Linked DNA regions of Mus musculus: region 2 is linked to region 1. A link is a loop called in an ENCODE intact Hi-C map of the cell type or tissue named here. Cell type or tissue: left cerebral cortex. All regions are shown on one strand. Links, peaks and the distances in the headings refer to the core of each region. The heading gives the core; the rest is flanking DNA.

Evidence for each region. Peaks named below come from ENCODE experiments on the same cell type or tissue, not always from the same donor. Only the 100,000 strongest peaks of a DNase experiment are listed, where the experiment ranks them.
Region 2: it touches region 1 in a loop (2.2-fold over the local background); 3 of 42 quality-filtered maps call a loop at or near these places.

Annotation. Positions count from the first base shown.
Region 1 is chr7:44,783,178-44,791,508 of GRCm38, forward strand. Gm29791 (a long non-coding RNA gene) reads right to left here and starts at 7,901. Exons shown (of 6, transcript XR_391426.3): 1 at 7,890-7,901; 2 at 7,571-7,697; 3 at 7,215-7,470; 4 at 7,024-7,141; 5 at 6,147-6,232; 6 at 5,483-5,687. In left cerebral cortex, for the core only: no CTCF peak of the experiment used is centred there; no DNase peak of the experiment used is centred there.
Region 2 is chr7:44,705,635-44,713,965 of GRCm38, forward strand. Izumo2 (IZUMO family member 2) reads left to right here and starts at 3,096. Exons shown (of 7, transcript NM_001368390.1): 1 at 3,096-3,340; 2 at 3,422-3,496; 3 at 4,621-4,707; 4 at 4,877-4,897; 5 at 7,364-7,444. The coding sequence starts at 3,109. In left cerebral cortex, for the core only: a CTCF peak has its summit at 4,424 (motif pointing right); no DNase peak of the experiment used is centred there.

The DNA.
Region 1 (8,331 bases), core at 121-8,120:
GCTCCTGTTTCTGTCTTATTTCCTGGGAGCATTTGTTCTTCCAACGGCCCATTTCCTTACAGTAGGCACATTGATTTTTCTGAAGCCTTGGATGGGGTTGAGACTGCTCAAATTTGTTGCTCTTTCCCTTATTATGTAGGGGTCTTCTAGGACCATGACCCTTTGTAAAACCTTCTTGAGGTTTATGGGTTGCAGTAAGAGTTTTTGCCAGTTTCTTAGTTTGTCTGTCTTCTTGGCTTTCCCTATTACTAAAAGTCTTTTGAGCAGTCTCCATTAAATCAGACAAATTCTTACCTTTGAAGCCTTTAATTGTCTGAATCTAATGAATGTCAGGAGCCAATCGACCCACAAGGCCACATTGATAGCTCGCTGGTTCTCCCGTGCCTCAGGATCAATCAAAATGTAAGTGTGGTAGGTAGGCAGCCAGGAAGGCAGCCAGGGATTCCATGGGACCCTGTAGTACCTGACTTACCCTAGATAAAGAGACCCTCTCACCCATAAGAATCTGGCAATAGCTCCTAAGGGCCTCCTTACCTTCATTGGCATTAGGGTTCCAGGTGGGGCTGACTGGAGAAAAGCAGCCTCGGGGACTGCAGGATCCTCTGTAAATCTACCCTTTCCCTGGGAACAAGTTTACAGGCCTCCCACCCAACGCGGTTCCTTTCCTCTGTGGTGAAGAGGCTCTGGAGGGGTTGTTGAATATCGACCCAGATGTGTTGCTGAACCCAATAAGCATTATTTAAATCTGCCCCGCTGGCAGTTGTGCATTCCCCCTACCCGCCCCGATGTTCTGGGTTCCTAAATGAAAGACATATACACTCGCAGCCTTATATTTTAATATGCCTTTAACAGCTCAGTGGTTGGGCCACTTCTTAACCTCTATGTGGCTAACACACTTCCCTCCCATATTGCTGAACTATTACTTACTCAAATCTCTAATCTATTCTTGCTGCTCCAGACCCAGACATGTAGCCCTCCAGGGCCACGATCCCTGGCTCTTACATGGTCATGATGGCTATGCCCTCTCTTCTGCACCTCTCAGGCCTGGTGTCTCCTTCTTCCCTGGCATGGTGGCTATCTCCTTTCTCCTCCCTCGGTCCCTTGCCCAGGAATCCTAAAAGTCCGACCTCTCCCTGCCCAGCCATTGGCTGCTGACGACTTTATTTACCAATCAGGACCAACCTCAGCGCTTTACATGCAGACATGCAGATTCTCCTGCAGTTTGGGGAACCCAATTAACATAATACAAGCATTAGACCAAACCACAACACAAGTGGGCTGGCAGGTATAAAAAATAGTCTCCAAGAGGGATATTTGAGTGTAATTTTAATTTTTGTTTTGTTTTTTTTTTGTTTGTTTTTCGAGACAGGGTTTCTCTGCGTAGCCCTGGCTGTCCTGGAACTCACTCTGTAGACCAGGCTGGCCTCGAACTCAGAAATCCACCTGCCTCTGCCTCCCAAGTGCTGGGATTAAAGGCGTGTGCCACCACGCCCGGCTTTAATTTTTTAATTAAAATTATTTTTAATCTTAAATTTTATTTTAATTTAAATTTATTTTTAATGATGGTTCTTAAACATTTTAACCTTTCTTGTAATCCACCATCCACTAGAGGTAGTGGGAAAGAAAGGACCCGGGCAAGTGGACCTGTTTAGAAAGGTTCTTTGGAAACTTTATATGCCCCAGTACAGGGGAACGACAGGGCCAAAAAATGGGAATGGGTGGGTAGGGGAGTGGGGGGGGGAGGGTGGGGGGGACTTTTGGGATAGCATTGGAAATGTAATTGAGGAAAATACGTAATAAAAAAAAAAGAAGTGGGAGTGGGTGGGTAGGGGAGTAGGGTGGGGGGAGGATATAGGGGACTTTCAGGATAGCATTTGAAATGTAAATGAAGAAAATATCTAATAAAATAAAATTTAAAAAGAAAAAAAAAAAGAAAGGTTCTTTGGAGCAACTCCTGTCTATGTTGTCTGGAAATTGGCAGTTCACAAGTTAACAGGTAGCGGCAGCTTGATCTACTCAAAAACACCTCATGAACACACCTGCAGTCTAATTCAGTAGAGTCAGGTTAGCAACAGCAGTGACATGACCTAGCAGAGATGGCCTCAGCCTCTGCTTGAGTCAGCAGGAGGGACCAACAAGAACACCAGGAGTTCTCAGCTGTGCCTCTCTCAGGGAAGCAAAGATCAGCGAAGACACAAGACCCACAGATGTAACACAGCTAGCTGTACCAGCAAGCCAAGCTCTCTCTCCGTCACTCCATGGAGGCCTAATTATACCCTCTGCCCATCACATATCCTCTTTGTGCCTTGCCTCAACACGGATCTTACCTTACTTAGCATGTGTATATAATCAGCCCAAGTCCTTTGAACCCACAACAAGCTGTAGTACACCACCAGTAGTTTTTTGTTGTGTTTTTCTCTATGGCATCCCAACAAATTTAGCTCAACTATGCAAGGTAAGGAGGACCTATACATGTGTGTCATTAGTAAAGAACCCTTCATCACATGGGACAATCCTCTTCTACTCTCCACATTTCTCTTGAGGCAATTTTGTGCTATTTCCAGTATATTTCCAGTATACCCTTGCATGTGCTTGCTTTCGCAGAACATCCTCTCTCCTGTGTCTGCTTCAGTGAAACATGGCTTCTCGAGTCTGCCTGACTCCTGTATCCACTTTAAGGAACCATTCCTTCACACGTTTGCCCCAGAAAAACACTATCCAGCTGACTTTCCAAAGAACCCTCAGGTTTTCACCTCATTAGAGCTTGAGGTTTGTCAGAGAAAAGGTGGATTCTGAGCTTTCCAGTTGTAGATCTTGCCCGTGGAGAGAGGCTTATAGACCAGAAAGGGCATCTCTCCTCCCACGTTGGGGGCAGTGGCGAGTAAAGGAAAAGCCCCTGTCGAGGGACTGAAATGGACCCCTGATCCATCAGGTATGGGGCAGGGTAGCTATGACAGATACAGGTACTTGAAGAGGAGGAAAAAGAGGAAGACAGGTGAGGAAGAAGCAGAAGGAGCTGTGGTTCCAGGTGTTGCAGTTGCTGTGACATCAGGGATGTGGCATATCATTTTCCTCAGGTAGAGAGAGAATGGGAGGTGGGCAATAAGTGGAGGGCTTAGAAGGCATAGGTAAAAGAACAAGCAAGGTGGAGATAATAGCCGTTTCCTCTGCCTAGTTGTGGCAGGCGAGGGGCTCAACCCAGATACTGGCAGGCAGGGACAGAATCTGATAGGAGTGAAGCAGACAGTGAAGAGCAATATCTTGAATGGAAAGGAGATGAGGTACCTCACAGGACCCCTCGAGGGGCCAGCCTGTGCCAAAGGACGGGTTGGCTGCTTTCTGAAAATACTGGAAATAGCACAAAATTGCCTCAAGAGAAATGTGGAGAGTAGAAGAGGATTGTCCCATGATAGAAATGGACATTATGTAAAGAATAACAGGGCCAGCAAACAACCTGAAAGCAAACAACAGACACTCGCAGGACAGATTTTCAAAAACAGAAGACAGACAGACAGCTGTGCATCAGGGTCAGGAGAGAGCTGGAAATTCAAAGGAGTAAGATGGTAAGTTGTCCTCTTCACCTAAAGAGGATTTTCTGTGTCCCCTAGGCTCAAAGAGCAAAAACTGTATCCAGTGTCTCTTATGAGCTTTTCCAGAGGTCTAGACCAAAACCTGAAAATCAGAAACAGATCTGAGCAGGTACAGGACACATAACTTCCTCACAGAGGAAGGGAGCTGGCAGCCTTTCTAGCTTTCAATAATAGTTGAGAGGCAGTCTGGGATTAGCCACACACTGACCACTCAGACATTAGTCTCAGATATGATGAAAATGTATTGAACACTGATTCAGACTGATTGATCAGGACCACAAAAAGGACTCGAGAACCTAATTTTGTGGTACCAACCTGTTTCCAGGCTTTTCCTCCAGGGACCCAGAAGTTCCACCTAAACCTTCCACCCAGCAATTGGCCCATGGCTTCCTTACTGACAGATCAAGAACCAATTGGGGAACAGGACCTTAGCATCAGCCCCACTCCAACAGCTAACCCTTTTGGTGATTGGTCCTAAGTGAATTAAGTGGGGGAGGGGGTGGGCAGGTAGTGAACAAGTGAACAAGGGAATTTCAGAACATTGAGATAACAGCATAAGTAATACAACCATAACTTTTTGGCTTATTATTAACATTTTTTTAGTGTCAGCTACAGCAATGACTCCTAAAAAGTGGGTAAACTTAATTTTACCTTATGAGCAACATGGAAGCTACATACTAAATGGCTACAGTTATATCAGACAATATCAATATCAAGTTTCAGGACAGCCCAGCCTAAGTAGTGAGAGCCTGTCTTAAAAAAAAAAAAACAAAAAACAAAAAAAAAAAAAAATACAAGCAAGTAAACACTAGAATGCTGATGTTGTCTTCCACTAGTGACTATTTCATTGACAGGGAAACAGCAGGAAGAAGTTGGGTGTGAGCACTGTCAGAGATAGGTGATGTGACTGAAACGGAAGTAAATCCTGGATAAGGCATTGTTAAGGATGTTAAGGCCTGGGAAACTTACCCGTCTAGCCAGCCATTTTGAGCTGTTACTACAGGGAAACTATCTCATGTGCCATAATTGCTGTTGCTAGGAAACTTTCTCATGCCCAAGTTGATTGCAAATTCTGTTATGTTCTGTGGGTTGGTGTTCTTAGACACCAAACACAATAGAGGTCAGTTAGAACTGCTTTGTATAGGTAGCCATAATTAGCTTGCACCTGAACCAACTGCCCAGCGCCACTTCCTGCGCCTACTCATGAGCTTTTATGGTATTTGCTTCTATAAGCTGCCTTTGGGATGGACCCCAACATAAGAGAGATACCTGCACCAATATAAGAAACTATTTGGAGTAAAATGTCTGTTTTGAGTAAGGGTCAAATAAAGTTTAAAATCCCCAAGACCTCCCTGGGAACTGACACTCTGCTTGGCAGGGAGAGACATGTACAGGGGTAACCGACATCCTGGTTGGCAAGTTAAGACATGTTAGGCAAGGCAAGTCCCCCACCACAGTTACATAACCCAACCAATGAGAACAGGATAAGTATACAACAAAGACATGATCCTAAGAAAGTCCCCTATCCCAGAGTCCTGGTTGATGGAATAAATTGGCACAGATGTTCGTGAATTTCAGACTTAAAAGCTCTATAAAATTCTGGCTACGGGTCCCAAGTCTGAACTGTGTGTCCCTGATTGATCGGTCTTAGGGTGTGTATTCAATAAACCACTGTTTGACTGAGATCTGTATCTGAGTGTTTTGTGCGGTACTTCCCAGACCCCAGCAAAGAACATGTCACCATGGATATGGAATTCAGAAAGAGCTGTGCAGTTTTAATACGTGGAAGTTTTCAGAGAGCAAAGAGGATCCTAGGCAAACATCGACACTGGACATTTCATCTTCCGTGCATTTATTCCACACACTAGCTGGGTCCTCGTTCATACTTGCACTCATTTGTGTATATTTATTTCATGGTAGTAACGTTGGGTTCTCTGTTGCTGACGGCGAGTTTCATGAAATCTCACACATGTATAGCAGGAGACACTAGCATCCTCACTCAGCAGATAGAGAAGCTGAGGCTTGGGACAACCTGTCTGCAAAGTACACATTGCTGCACCCGGGAGGCCAAGGTGGATGTTCAGGATCCCTCTGACTCTGTGAGGATAGAAACAAGTCTCCATGAGTTTGGGTCTGAAGGGACTGACACGTGGCTGGAGGAGCTCAGATCAGATGGTGGCCAAAGGGTTCCTGCCCACAGTTTGCAGCAGACAGGAAGTATTTGGAGACATTGAAGAGCTCTTGGCTCCAAATATTGCCAAGGGCTGGTGAAGAGAGAGGTCCAGAGGGGAGTACGGAGGTGAAGGGTCAGATGTGAAGTGTAGCCTAGGTGTGGGTGCACAAGCCTTGGGTGGCTTTGGAGTAGGGTGTCCAGCAAGGAGGGAGCTGGACATGAGATGCCTCCAGCCACTGGGCTGGTACAGTGTCTGTGGAACCAGCTGCAGAATCCTCTTAGAAAGGACTTAACTCTGCATCATCTTGAGGGATATCACTGTACCCCTCCTGGGCTGGTACAACCAACTTAGTACAACTGTGGGCAGCAGGGCCTTCACTCACCTTTCAGACAAGCTCCAGGTCAGACAGCATTTCGTTCCTGGCGGTAACCATCTTGGCAGTGAGTGACCACTCTACAGGTCTTCACTCTGAAGGGCAAGGTCAGATTTGTTCAGAACCAGCCAGACCGCTCAGTGTATGGGGGAGGGAGTCAGTGTTGCCCTCACTTAGAAGAGGCAAGAGAGACCAATGAGGCTGGGGAGGTGCAAGGATGTGTTCCTCCAGGGAAGGGGTGACACCTGGACCTTTGTGCTGCCTGGAATCTAGAGCCATCACAGCCCTCCGCTCAGACTCTGTCTTCAGGCTCAGCATTGGCCAGCCCTCCCTGGGCTTTGTGGGGTTCAGTGACTATACTCATCTGAGGAGGATGAGGCAGGCAAAGAGAAACCCGCAAAGAAGCCTCTGTCATGTCAGCCAGCAGGGAGGTTCCCAGAGCTGGGGACTCCTCTGCAGAGCAGCAGGGTGTGAGTGACATAAGTGACACTCCCAGACCCCAGCACCCAGCACCCAGCACCCAGCACCACCGTAGCTTCATTCCTCACCCAGCTGAAGGCAGGGACACTGGCCACCCTTCCTGCCCTGCTCCAGCCCATGTGCCCACCCCCTGCCCCATCCTCCTTCCTTCAGACCTTCCTAATGCTGTGACCCTTTGATACCTCATGTGGTGACCCCCAATCACAAAATTATTTTTGTTGCTACTTCATAACTGTAATTTTGCTCCTGTTATGAATCATAACGTGAATATCTGATATGCAAGATAGCTGATATGGGACCCCAGTGAACAGGTCAGAGGCTGCCTCCTCCCCTCCCCCACCAAAGTGTTGTGGCCCACAGGATGACAACCACTGCTCTAGACCCTGGGTCCCCATAGGCCCCTGACCTGGGACCCTCCCCCAGCCGCCAGCGCAGGGAGGGGGCAGGCCAGGCTCTGGAGGAGCAGTTGCAGTGCAGACCCTCGGCCTCCCAGGAGCAGGAGGGGCTGGACATCTGGGGCAAGTCTGTGGAGGAGGAGGAGAGTGGTCAGCAGCTGGGCCCTCATCACAGATCCCCAGTGTCCCTTTACCTACTCACAGTGCACAGAGGCTCAGAGAGATGCGCTGGGCACCCAGTGGGTTCTGTGCAGCACAGGTGAATTCTCCTTCATGTTCTCTCTGGACCAGAGGCAGCTCCAGTACCCCAGGCTCTGAAGACTGGATTGGGATCAGGGTCTGTGTCACCCAAGCCCAACTCACATTGGCTGGGGGATTGCTATAGGTGACACAGACTAGGCACAGGCTTTGGCCCTCCAGGACTGGGAGGGAGATGGCATTCCTGAGGATTTCCAACACTGGGGGAGAACAGAAGGCAGAGTTGCCAGGTGGCCCATCAACTGGGATGCCTCCCATTCCCCACGCAGATGCCCAGCTTCCTCTGTCCATCGTTTCTACCTGTCCTGTTTGCTTGGGAAACAGTCACTCTCAGGTCCTGTGGGGGATCTGCAATGAAGACAGGGAACTGGCTCCAGACAGGCCAGGGCCTTCTCCCTGGGCAGAACATCCCTCCCAGGGATGGAAGCTGTGGATTGTCGGGTGGGTGCATCACTTACTGAGTCTCCAACACAAGCAGCACAGTGGTCTGACTGTTGTAAGCACAGCTTTGAGAGCTTGGAGCGCTAGGCCTATTTGCAGCTATGTGATTCGGTATGCTGTGTCTCCACCCCACCAGCACTTTCTCTCCAAACCAGGTCCCCTTTCAGGTCACACTCACACAGCACAGAGAGATCCCGGGAAGCCCAGCCCCTAGCCTGTGCTCCACTTGGCAGATGTCCCCAGCTTTCACCTGCAGCAGCTCTGTAGTTCAGGCTCGGCTTCTTCCCTCGGGATGTCTAGATGTCCTGAGCAGATTGGTCAGCAGGATCCTGGGCTGGCAGCTGATGCTGAGGAATGGGGGTGGAGGGGGGTTCTCTGAGGATTTTAGTGTTATAGCTCTTTTAGACAGCATTCAGTGAAACAGCTTGCGCACATACACTTGATAGGGGTGCATCAAAGGCTATATATGAACCTTGGAAAGTGGAAACAGGTTCTTAGGATGGCATTTCATTGCCTACAGTCTAAGGTCCTGGGGATACCTCATTTGCATTCCAGGAATCCCAGGTTAGCCTGTCAGGTTCTTATCTGAAGAGAGGAAGGCTGAACCTGTAAGCCTGCCA
Region 2 (8,331 bases), core at 287-8,286, 77 kb before region 1:
CCAAAAGTACACAGAGAAACAATGTCAAGAAAGAAAGAAAGAAAGAAAGAAAGAAAGAAAGAAAGAAAGAGGGAGAGAGAGAGAACGAAAGAGAGAGAAAGAGGGAGGGAGGGAGGGAGGAAGGAAGGAAGGAAGGAAGGAAGGAAGGAAGGAAGGAAGGAAAGAAGGTATAAATAAAAATGAGTAGTTTTCCGGGCGTGGTGGCACACACCTTTAATCCCAGCATTTGGGAGGCAGAGGCAGGCGGGTCTCTGAGTTCGAGGCCAGCCTGGTCTACAGAGTGAGTTCCAGGACAGCCAAGGCTACACAGAGAAACCCTGTCTCGAAAAAAAAAAAAAAAAAGCAAAACAAAACAAAAATGAGTAGTTTTTAAAACTCAAACATGTAACATTAGTTCTCAGAATTACTTAAATATGTCCTGTTCGAAACATTGCTATTGCAATCATTAGGTGCACACAGTAGCCAGCAGAGGGATTGTCATAGCTACTTTGTTGCCTTTGAGTCAACAGTTCTCTGTGTTCTCAGGACAGGATGTCAGGATGTCACTGCACTGTCATGAAAACTTGTAACATTCTCACTTGAAGTAGATTCACATATTCCAAGTGTCCTAAACCAAGTTTTATAACACAGAATTTAAATCTACTTTTTTAAAAAAATTATTTTTAAGACTGGGCAGTGGTGACACATGCCTTAAATCCTAGTACTTGGGAGGCAGAGGCAAGCAGGTCTCTGAGTTCAAGGCCAGCCTGGTCTACAGACCTAGTTCCAGAACAGCCAAGGCTATACAGAGAAACCTTGTCTCAAAAAGACCAAAAAAAATATTTTTTAAAAAAATTATGAGTAGATGCACATGGATGTAGTGCCCAGAAAAACCAGAAGAGGGCATCAGACCCCTGCAACTAGAGCTGCCATGTGGTGCTGGGAACCAAATTCAGATTCCTATGCAAGAACATCTATTGCTTTTTTTTAATCCTCTCATATATTACATCCAGACTACAGTTTCCCCTCCCTTCTGTCAGTCCTCCACACCACCACCCCTTCTCCCACAGATCCACTCCTCCTCTGTTTTCCTTCAGAAAAGGGCAAGCCTCCCAGGGACATCAACTAATCTTAGCATATCACGTTTTGATAAGACTAGACACTCTCCTAAGGTCCTAAAAGCAGGCAAAGGAGTCAGGCTCCCAGCTGGTGCTATTAACCACACTCAGTGCTAAGCACTTTTTAAATTACATGTTTATTGGGGGAGGAGCACGTGCCATGGTGAATGTGTGTTCAGAGAATCACATTGGAGAGTCAATTCTGCCCTTCCACAGTGTGGGTCCTGGGAATCGAACTCAGGTCCTCATGCTTAAGTGTTGTAAATCAGGTGGCTCCCTCAGCCTGACTTTTAGCCACTCAGCTCCAGCAGCTTAAGTCATCACCTGCCCCTCTGCCAGGGGCAGCCCATCTCCTCTGTTGCTACAAGCTGCTTACTGCTTACGTTTCAGTGGGATGTGCACACCCTTTGAAAGGTCTCTCTCAGCATCATGTCTCTCTCTGTGTCTCTTCTCTGTTTCCCAGTCTCTCTGTCTCTCAGTCTCTGTCTCTCTCTGTCTCTCTGTCTCTCTGTCAGTCTGTCTGAATCTCTCTGTCCAACTTCTAGAGATCCCTTCCCTCCCCCACTCACCCATAATAGCATTCTTGCCTTAGATCTACTGTGTGGTGTGATCTCTTAGTGGCACAGCTTGTCCCAGACCTTTCTCTGCTTAGCCTAACATTGAAGACCTGCTGAGCCATCGCACTGGCTCCTTGAACTTTTAAAATTGGACTTACAATTAGATAATCACCACTATCAGGAGGTTGAGACCGGAGGATTGGGAGTTCAATGTCATCCTTCGATAAATATAAAGTTCAAGGCCAGCCTGGGCTGTGTGACACACTCTTAGAAGAGAAATAGGGAGAGGGAGGGCTGGAGAAAGGAAGAAGAGAAAGAGAAACCGGGTGTGGACCTGGGAGTATTTGGGGCGATGAATAGGATCAAAATGCATTGTATGTGTCTGTGAAATTCTCAAAAATTATTTTTTTAAAAAACTATTCTTCCAGTCATGGTGGCGCACGCCTTTAATCCCAGCACTCGGGAGACAGGCAGATTTCTGAGTTCGAGGCCAGTCTGGTCTACAGAGTGAGTTCCAGGACAGCCAGGGCTATACAGAGAAACCCTGTCTCAAAAAAAAAAAAAAAAAAAAAACCTATTCCAAGACAAGGTCTTATTATGTAGCTCTGGCTGTCCTAGCATTCACTAATATTGAAAGAACCTAGTGGGGAAACCCCCACTCAACTCCCGATTCTGTGTGCACCCAAGAATCACCAACAGAACACAACACCTTGATGTAACAACACGAGGTATTTTAATGGCGGAGCGTCGGGTCGAAACGTATCTCACACAGGAGACAGTGGATTCGACCACGAGGCTTGGAAGCTAGGGGTTTTTATAGAAAAGGAGTGGGGCTGGGGGAGGAATTGGCACGGTTTCACATGATTGGTCCATTTAAACATCAGCAGCCTGTTAACATTTAACTTAGGTCAGAGGGGTGGGAGATAGGGAGGGGACGGGCCTGTCCCGGCATGTCCTGGTCTGTTCTGCTATGTTCTCAGCCCCAGGTTTCAAAGCTCACAAACAACTCTTTGGGCTATTTGACATACATTACATGAATCACAGGTCTCAAGTTTTATTTCCTTTCAATATAGACCAGGCTGGCCTAGAACTAACAGAGATCTGCCTGTCTCTGCCTCCAGAGTGCTGGGATTAAAGACGTACCTGGCTTCGAAAATTAGTAAGATGTTGTAAGAGAGAAAGAGGAAAAAAGAAAGAAACGTGAGGAAGAAGGAAAGCAAGAAAGTCTGTTGAATTAGTAAATTTAGCCTACAGTAAGGCAGGACACTTCAGTCTTTCTCAGCCAGGCTTTAGGGGTTGGAGGAGGGCAGGGTGGGGGTGGAGGGGGTGGGGGTGGGGGATGGGGGTTAGAACAGCACCCAACAGGTGTTCAATAAATATGTTAACTACCTGGATTCCAGAGCTACACTCGGAGTGTTCTGAGGTCGCCCCTGTGAGGTCACAAAGTCCCCACCATGCCTTTGGCCTTGGCCCTGGTGCTTTTGTGTGGCCTGGGCGGCCCCGGGGCATGGGGCTGCCTGCAGTGCGACCAGTCAGTGCTACTGGAGCTCAGGCAGTTGCGTGATGCCATCGTCACCAAGCGCTTCCATCTGGAAGGGCTGCAGGCGCGCGCGCAGGCCCTGCTGTTGAGCATGGAGGGGCCTTTCTTCAGGGACTATGCAATGAACGCTTTCGTGGGGAAAGTGGGTGTGTACTTGGGTGCGTAGGGAAGAGGCCCGGGGAGCTGTGGGCCTTCTGACCTGACAGGGCCTCCCTTCTGGTCTGCAGTCGTGGATCAACTGGAAAAAGTGGCGACATCCTTCAAGAACCAAGCCCAGTATATAAAGGCTAACTCTAAGACAGGTGGGAGACCCTTGAGCCACCCCCTGGCCTTCCTTTCTGCATCCGAGCTTCTCCTCTGGGCGGGCATGTGTCCTTTGCTGTGACAGCTAGGCAGAATTTTGAGAAAGGGTTGAGAGGGAGAAAAGCTGAGGTTCAAAGAAGTCAGGTGACCTGTCCAAAGTCACACAGAGTTGACGATGTATGCGGGACACTCCCATCTCTATAATGCCCATCACTAGGTGTGGCCAGCCACACACTTCTGTCTTCTTGTGTTTCTCAAACACTGTGATTTTTATAAACGGGGTGTTTTTGGCATTGTCTTGCTGAAAGACTACATTTCCCAGCTTTCTTTGCAGACTACAGCAATCATTTCAATGGGATAAGGGGTGACTTCTTCCTCTGGAGGCATTCTGGCCATCTACTTCTTTGCGGTGAATAAGCACGGTCCCATCTAAGGTTGGACCAAGCCTTTCTTTCTGTCTCTCTACAGCTGTCTTTTAAAAAAATATAATAATCTAACATTTGTAATAACCTTCCACCAGTGAGTAAACCCGTGGCCTGTCATCCTAGTAACTCAGGAAGCTGAGGCAAGAGGACCATGACTTTGAATCCCTCTAATTAGTTAGAGTTCAAAGCCAGCCTCAAAGCTCTAGGTGCCAGGATTCACGGGAACCAGCCGTTATTCAAGCACAAACAAGTCTGCACACACATTTTGAGTCTCAAACACTTGGGAGCCTTCCAGAATTCAGACTCTTTCTGGACAGTCAGGTCATTTTTGCAAAGAACCGAAATGAAAACCTCTAAAATCTGGAGCACTTAAAAATTCTTAAAATTTTATGTGTATAAGTGTTTTGGGGTTTTGGGGTTTGTTTTTTTTGTTTGTTTGTTTGTTTCTGCATGTATTATATGCCATTTGTGCATGCAGTACCTGTGGGTGTCAGAAGAGGGCATCAGATTCCCCTGGAACTGGAGTTCCAGGTGTTTGTGAGCCACCGTGTAGGAGCTGGAAACTGAATCTACGTTCTTTACAAGAGCAGCCAGTGCTCTTAAGCACTGAGCCACCTCTGTAGCCCAGTCCGACAATTCTGTAAGTGGCTGGAGGTTTGATGAGGACCTGCACTGAAGAGCATCTCTTCCTTCCTCAGACGTTCCTCTGCTGGAAGAGCTGGTGAGCTTCAGGGAACATGCCATCAAGGAACTAAAGGGAGCATTAAGAGACTATGAAATGAAAGGTGCCGCCCCTTCTCCCCCACCCAGTTCTTTCCCTCCTAATAGCACTCCTGGGACCCCCAGCATCACCATCTTGCCAGATTTCCCCCTTCTCTCCCTTGATCCCTTCCCAATTCAATTCTCAAGCTGCCATGTCTGCACGTCACTCATATCAGCTCTCTTCTCTTTCAGCCTGTGACCACAAAACTTGTCGTGAGTTCTAATTTTCCTACCCACCCCGCACCCACACCTATTCCCCATTCCTCCCAAATCAAACCTCAATGCCCTACTCACTTTACCACAAAACCATGAACCCCTGGTCATCAAGGGAGGGTGGTTTGTTGTGAGTGCATGCATGTGCATGTGTGTGCTCACATGCTTGTATGCATGAATGTGTAAGCACATGTGTGCATGCATGGGGTCATGCGTGTACACATGCATGTATGTGTGTTCATGTGCATGCACGAGCATGTGTGTATTTGTTTGTGCACGAATGTGTGTATGTGCCTTCCTATGTGTATTGCATATATGTGTATCTGTGCATGCACAAGTGTGTGTATATGTGTGCGTGTGTGTGCATGCATGTGTGTATGTGCACATATATGTGTGTACATGTATGTGTGTTGCATGAGCAGATGACTGTGAACTACAAGTGGGGCTGGGATCTGAGAATTAGTAAAGGTTTTGAGTTATTGAGGCATTTCTTCAGCCCCACCCTGGTTTCTGAGCTAGGGTCTCGTGGTGTCATGAAGGTCACTGACTAGGCTGGCTGCCCAGTGAGCCCCTGGGATCCCTCTGCCTCGTTCTCAGAGCTTTGACTACACACACTGCCACCTCGAACTCTTCCGTTCTAAGGAGTGAACTTGAGTCTTCATGCTTACAAGGCAGCCATCTTATCCACTGAGCTATCTCTGCCTCACTCCTCCCACCCCAATTGCCTTTGCTTCTTCTTTTTTGACACAAGGTCTCTCTCTCTCTCTCTCTCTCTCTCTCTCTCTCTCTCTCTCTCTCTCTCTCTCTCTCTCTCTCTGTAACCCATGCTGACCCGGAACTCATGGCAGTCCTCTTACCTCACCCTCAACAGTGCTGGTATTTCATGAGTCACCAAGACAACCTCAGGATTTGTGTTGGGTTGGTTGGTTTGTTTGTTTGTTTGTTTGTTTGTTTGAGACAGGGTTTCAGTAGCTTTGGCTGTCCTGAACTCACTCGGTAGACCAGGCTGGCCTCGAATTCACAACGATCCTCTTGTTTCTGTCTCCAGAGTGCTGGGATTACAGGTGTGCACCATCACCCCCTGCTTGTCATTTTGTTTGTTTGTTTTACATTTTATGTTATTAGAGTGTGTGTGTGTGTGTGTACAGCACACATGTGGAGGTCAGAGAATAACTTGGCTCTCTCCGTCTTCCCTGTGGGTCCCGGGGATTAAACGCAGGTCACCAGTCTTGTTGGCAAACACCTTCACCAGCTGTACCATCTCTCTGGCTCCTAAAGATTTGCTTTTTGAGGACTCATGAAAATGATTACAGCCTTTGAGCCGGGGCCTCCGGAACTCTGTAACTGCGGGTACCACTGGGTCTGTGGCATTTATCCTGGCCTCTGAGACTCGGGAACCACACAGAGAGTTTGGTGGCCTGGAATGATACCCAACACAGTTTTCATCTTCCTTTGATTCAGTAGAGGGCACGAGGGTGTAACTCACTGCAAAGGGATCCTGGGAAATATCTTCCCGGCTGCACAGGAAGAGGAGGAGTCAGGTGAGGCTGCATCCTGCACCGTGCCCACCTTTGTCAGAGGAGGCTCCAGGACCAAAAGTAGCAGATCTAAAAATTAGTAAATGTCGAGACCAATGAGGTGGCTCAGAGGGTAAAGCTGTTTGCTTTAAAAACAAAACAAACAAAACAAAACAAAACAAAGCAACAACAACAAAAAAAACTTGACAACCTGAGTTCTGTCCCACATGATTGGAAGACAGACTTCCACATTGTTCTCTGGCCTCCATTCACGTACATCTGTGTGAATGAACACACACCAGAAATACATACAATGTTAAATGACAGCAACAAAGAATATTTGGTTAAGTGTCTACAAAGAGGAAGAGGCATGGGGGCCCAGGTCTACCATAGAAGCTACTGACGGAGGCTGAGGCAAGAGAATCACAAGTTTAAGGACAACTTGAGTGAGCAAAATCCTGTCTCAGGATTTAAAAAAAAGTGGACTTGCAATGTAGACCAATGGTAAAGCCTCTACCTAGAACCCCCAGTGGAGGGATGACATGTGTCTCAGTGATAGAGCCCCCACCTAGAATCCCCCAGTGAGGGGTGGGGCGTGGCTCAGTGGTAGAGCCCCTGCCTAGAATCCCCCAGTGAGGGGTGGGGGCGTGGCTCAGTGGTAGAGCACCTGTCTAATACTCAAGACTCTGAGTTTAACCCTTAGCACACACTACCCTAAATATTCTGTGATCAGAACATTCAGTCACCTGGCCTATGGAAATTCCATTTAGTCTTTCAAAAACCATTTCTCACATGAACGGCATTTGTTCCACCGGCTGTGCTGGGTAGCAGCTCCTGCAACCCTCAGAGGTCCAGGGACCCCACCTCCTTTTCCCCTTGTTCCCCCCGCCCTGTTCTTGCCAGTTCTTGGGGTTTGCTTTTCTCCACGTCTCCCTCTCACCCTGCCCAGACTCGTTCAAAGCGGAGGTCCTGGACTGTTTATATTGCAAGAAAACCATGCCCAAGTGCGTCAAGAAAAAGTACTGCTTTGGTAAGCTGCGGGTTTGGAAAAGCCAGGGGTACATAGGAGAGAGAGCCATGCTCCTGCAGCATGGTTTCAAGGCTCCCCACAGTCTTTGTTTCTGTAGAGTCCTGTTTCAACGTTCCCCACAAGCACTTGGGAAGCTGAGGCAGGAGGATCTGTAGTTCAAGGCTAGCCTGAGCTACAGAGTTATCACTCGGGGATTGGGTAGTAAGGGAGAGAAGTAGATTCCTGAAGCTCAGTGGCCAGCCTGGATGAATTTGTAAGAATTCAGTGAGACACCCTGCACCAAAATCAGGGTGGAGAGGGATTAAAGAAGACACCTAACCTCTGGCACAAACAAAAACACTTACACATACAGACACACACACATACAGACACACACAGGCAGACAGAGACACAGACAGACAGACAGACACATACACACATTTAAAAGATGCTCTCTCAGAAAACAAGGTTTATGTTTGGATATTCTCGTGTGTGAAAAGCATGGAAAGACCAACTCAGTCACTCAAACGTTCTATGCCCACCCATATCCTGATAGCAGAGTGGATGGTGCAGACCCACCCTCCCGGCAACCGCTCTGCTGTTCCTACTCTATCATGGCTCCCCTCCCTCTCTTCAGATCTCAGGGCTCATGTTACATTGAGCTGCAATGTTTTTCCACCTGTGTTTCACTCATTTTAGTCTTTGCAGTATAATTTATTCTATTTTTAACAATTTATTTTTACTGGCGTTACAGTTGTGCTCTACATCCAGATCTGCCAGCAGCAGGAAGGGAGAGAGACTCTGAGCTTTGAACGGACTTTTTGAATCCTCAAAGCCCACCTCCAGTGACACACTCCTGGAAGGATGTCACACCTCCTATTCCTTTCAAACAGTGCCACTCTGTGGTG